Regions from separate parts of the Homo sapiens genome. Here region 2 is linked to region 1. Evidence: read pairs that join two places in POLR2A ChIA-PET (ENCODE). Cell type or tissue: A673. All regions are shown on one strand.

What was found. ChIA-PET counts read pairs that join two places held together with the same protein. Peaks named below come from ENCODE experiments on the same cell type or tissue, not always from the same donor. Only the 100,000 strongest peaks of a DNase experiment are listed, where the experiment ranks them.
Region 2: POLR2A ChIA-PET joins it to region 1 with 7 read pairs; 2 of 35 experiments call an interaction of 5 or more read pairs at or near these places.

What each region holds. Positions count from the first base shown.
Region 1 is chr21:22,535,630-22,538,129 of GRCh38, reverse strand. No RefSeq gene overlaps it. Among named protein-coding and RNA genes, the nearest start is that of LINC00308, 440 kb to the right of the region's middle. In A673, no CTCF peak of the experiment used is centred here; a DNase peak (open chromatin) is centred at 1,439.
Region 2 is chr21:22,393,814-22,396,313 of GRCh38, reverse strand. All of the region lies in intron 2 of LOC107985508 (a long non-coding RNA gene), which reads right to left. Among named protein-coding and RNA genes, the nearest start is that of LINC00308, 300 kb to the right of the region's middle. In A673, no CTCF peak of the experiment used is centred here; no DNase peak of the experiment used is centred here.

The sequences.
Region 1 (2,500 bases):
CTTTTGATGTGGGCATTTAGCACTGCCTGAGTTGAGTCCCAGAGATTCTGATATGTTGTACCTTCATTTTCTTTAGTTTCAAAGAATTTCTTGATTTCTGCTTTAATTTCATTCTTTACCCAAATGTCATTGAGAATCAGATAAGTTTTATTTTCATGTAATTGTATGGTTTTGTGAGATCTTCTTAGTATTGATTTTTGTTTTTAATTTAGTTGTGGTCTGAGAGTATGGTTGTTATGATTTCCAGGTTTAAAAAAATTGTTGAGAATTTCTTTGTGGCTGAATGTGTGGTTGATTTTAGCATATGTGCCATGTACAGGTGAGAAAAATTTATATTATCTTGTTGTTGGGTGCAGTGTTCTGTATTTATCTATTAGGTTCATTTGGTCAAGTGTTTAGTTTAGGTACCAAATATCCTTTTTTTTTATTTTCTGCCTTGGTGATCTGTCTAATACTGTCAGTGGTGTGTTTTAAGTCTCCCACTATTACTGCGTAGTTATCTAAATTCCCTAGATATCTAGATCTCTTCCTAGATTTCTAAGAACTTGTTTAATGAATCTAGGTGTCCTAGTGTTGGGTGCACTTATATTTAGTATAGTTAAGTCTTATGGAATTAAATGCTTTATCATTATGTAATGTTCTTCTTTGTCTTTTTTGATAATTGTTGGTTTAAAGTCTATTTTGTTTGAAATAAAAATGGCAGCCCCTCCTTTTTTTGCTGTTTTTTTTTTCATTTGCTTGATAGAATTTTCTCTATCCCTTTACTTTTAGCTGATGTGCGTTCTTGCGTATGATATGGGTATCATGAAGACAGCATATGGTTGGGTTTTGCTTCTTTATCCAACTTTACCCTCTCTGCTTTTAAAAGTGTATGTTTAGCCCATTTATTACTATGTTCAAGGTTACAGTTTATATGTGGGTATTTGATCCTGTCATCACACTGGTAGTTGGTTGTTTTGCAGACTTGTTTGCATAGTGGCTTCATAATGTCAATTGTCTATGTACTTAAGTGCGTTTTGTGGTGGGCAGTAAGGGTCTTTAGTTTTCAACTTTAGCATGCCCCTAAAAACTTCTTACAAAGAAAATCCAATGTAATGAACGTCCTTAGCATTTGTTTGTCTGAAAACAATTTTATTTCTCATTCACTTATAGAGCTTACTTTGGCTAGATATGGAATTCTTGGTAATTTTTTTTTTTTAATTTAAAGATGTTGACTTTTGGGGTTTCTGCTGAAAGGTCTGTAGTTAACCTAATGGGGTTCCATTTGTAAATAACCTGCCCCTACTCTCCAACTGTCTTTAATATATTTTTTTAACATGTTGACCTTGGATAATCTGCTGAGTCATAGTCTTGTAAAAGGTTTGACTTGTGTAGTATCACACTGGGGATCTCTTTAGCAAGGTTGGGGAAATTTTCACAGAGGATATCTTAATATATGTTTTCTAAGTTGCTTGTTCTCTCTCTCCCTCTTTCAATGAGTCATAGGTTTAGATCCTTTGACTCCAGTGAGTTCCTTTGACTCCAATGAGTCATAGGTTTAGTTTCTTTGCATAATCATATATTTCTCAGATGTTTTGTTCATTCTTTTTTCTTTCTTTTTGTCTGACTTAGTTGATTCAAAGAACAGGTCTTTGAATTCTGAGAATCTTTCCTCAGCTTGGTCTGTCTATTCTGCTGCTAATACTTCTGATTGTATTATAAAATTCTTATAGTGGGTTTTTCAGCTCTCAGGTCTATTTTTTTTTCCTTTCTTTCATCAAATGGCTATTTCATCTTTTAGCTCTTGTATCATTTTATGGAATTTCTTACATATCTTGGATTGGGTTTCAACCTTCTCCTGAATTTCGATGATCTTTGTTGTCATCCAGATTCTGAATTCTATGTCTGTCTTTCCAGACATTTCATTCTGGTAAGGAAAGAGTTCTGTGGAGTTAATGTGGTTATTTGGAAGTAAGAAGAAATTCTAGCTTTTAGAGTTGCCAGAGGTCTTACACTGGTTCTTTCTCATCTTTGTGGAATAGTGTTCTTTTAGTGTTTGTAGTTGATGTTCTTTGAATGGGGCTTTTTTATATGTATATATTCATGGATACCCTTGAGGTTTTGACTACAGTATAAGTTGGATTGTGTTGACTGGCTTCACTTCTGGCCAATACTAGGGAGCCAAGGCTCAGCTCAGCACCCATGGATGGCCTGTTCTGACCCTGGGGAGTTGGAACCAGGCCCAAAGCTTTGTTCCCTGGCCCTGTGACATTAAGAATCTGCTGCACTGGAGGGGTCAAGATGTTCTCGATCTGCTGCCAACAACATTCCAATAGGGGGTGCCAGCAAAACAACTTTGTTGGAGCAATGGCAGTGGGGTTCATGCTCACACACATGCAGTGGTAGCAGCAGGGCAGCTGCAGTGAGGTCCACACCCTTGTTCTGACAAAACATTTGGGGGATGCTATGGTCAGTGTTTGCCAGCACAGGCCTGACTGCAGAAGCTCTCTGACAGTTACAC
Region 2 (2,500 bases), 140 kb after region 1:
GATATTTCCTGTCATAGCTGAAGTGTAAATCAGCCTTATGTTCCCTGCCTCCAGACCCTATTTTCCTGCCTCAGTTCTGCAAGTGTGTGTACGCGTGTGTATGTGGGCACGTGGGAGTGTTCATTACCACATAGTCCACTAATACCTAATCCGTGTCCTCCTGATTAAGACTATACTGTTTACAAACGTTCCTATGCTGCCACCTTTGTCCTGTTTGTTTCTACTTGCTTTCATCTATTTACAGTTGATCATTTTAGTTCTATTTTAAATTTTGTAGTTTCTTTCAAGGGATTAGTGAAATTATATATACATTCATGACCATACCTGTAGTAGGCTCCAAAAGAAGTAAACTTAATTTTTTTTCTTTTTTTTAAAATTTTATTATTATTATACTTTAAGTTTTAGGGTACATGTGCACAATGTGCAGGTTTGTTACACATGTATACATGTGCCATGTCGGTGTGCTGCACTCATTAACTCGTCATTTAGCATTAGGTATATCTCCTAATGCTATCCCTCCCCCTTCCCCCCACCCCACAACAGGCCCCAGTGTGTGATATTCCCCTTCCTGTGTCCATGTGCTCTCATTGTTCAATTAAAAAAAAAAGAAAAAAAGAAGTAAACTTAAAAAGAAGTTTGAGTTTCTTTCAATATTGACATATAATACAATAAACACCATAAATGACTTGTATCTCTTATCAACTTTTATTATATCCACTCTCCCAATCTTCTTATTGATTTATTTAGCTATAGAATTATTTTTCAAAAATTTTTATATGCATACTAAAAAATGCCTTACCCTTCTGTATTAAAGGTTAATGATGTTTTCATTAATAATCATATGAAATTACCAATTGTTGTATTTATTGTTTGGAATAAATGTGCAACAAAATTGATTAAAATAAATTGTTGTGTTATAAATATAAAGCCTATAGAGAAAGTAAAACAAACAGTGTGGTTTAAATTATATTCAAAGCCAAAACTAATGTAGATTTTTTTTTTAGTAATTTCATTTTTATATATTCAAAGAGACATGCATTATTTGTTATCTTAATGGCCTCTCTGGAACACTGTGAATCATTGTCTATCCCTATTAAATCTATTTTCACTTAGTGTATTCTCTTACTCTTACAGAAATTGATGGCTAAGATTAAGAACTGAATAACAGCATTTGGTGGATATATTAGATTCAGTGAAGAGAGGTCAAGACTGTTTAATAAGCAATAGAAACAAAGAAAATAAATCCACAATCCAAGGTTAAAGGAAGCTGGGAAGAAACAATATTTGCTTGGTATTAAATGATCAAATGAGGAAAGTTACTGACAACAATAATCTAATCTATTTGCTTACTAATTCATATCATTTTACTCCTAATAAAAATAGTGAAATTATTTCTTAAAACTACATTTTATTTTAGAACAATTTTGGATCTACAGAATTATTGAGAAGACAGTACAGGAAGTTTCTGTATAATCTACCCTTAGTTACCCCTATTAATTTATTATATTACAGTAGTATATTTGTAAAAATGAACCGAGATTCATATATTTTGATTACAGAATATATTTTACTGGGGTTTTCCTGTTTTTTCATAATGTCCGTTTGTTTTTGTTGTTTCAGGATTCCATCCAGAATATGATACTACATTTAGCTATTAGGTCTTCTTAGCTTCCTCTCAGCTGTGACAGTTTCTGAGACTTTCCTTGTTTTGTATGATATTTAAAGTTGCAAGGAGTACTGGTCAGGTATTTTGCAGAACAGCCTTCAATTGGCACTTAGTTAATTTTTTTTCTCATGATTAGACTGAAGTAATGTCTTTTTTGGGAGGTGTAAAGTGCCATTCTTATCACATCATATCAAGCATATGCACCATAAATATTATGTATCACTTTTCATGTTGACCTCAATCTCCTGGTAGAGATAGTGTTTGGCAGGTTTCTCCAATGTTAAGTTACTCTGTTCCTCCTTCCCTACATAGAAGGCATTATATACTGCCCACACTTAAAAAGTGAAGAATCATGTTCCACTTCGATAAGAGCAGAGTATCTACATTTATTATTTGGAATTCGTCTACTCAAATGATTGGTCTATTCTCTTCCATTTATTTATTTATTCCATCATTTACTTATTTTAGTATGGACTCATGGAAAATTATTCTATAATTTGGGTTATAACTAAGTACAATTTTACATATTTCCTGTTATAATTGTTCCATATTTTGTCAATGGGAGTTTTTTTTTTTTATTCCTGGGGCCCTTTGACATACTCCATCACTGTGAGGGTTTTTTTTTTTTTTTTTAATTTTTTGTCACTTTCTGACACTACAAAAACTTGATATCTTGTCTTGTATATTTTCTACCCCAGCCCTAGATTCAGCAATTGTTCCAATGATTCCTCATTCGTTTTATTAGTCAATGGTATTAGAAGTGAAGATCTGTATGCTGGTTGTGCTCATTTCTATGGGAGTGCTGTATATACATATCTATAAATGTTTTTATGT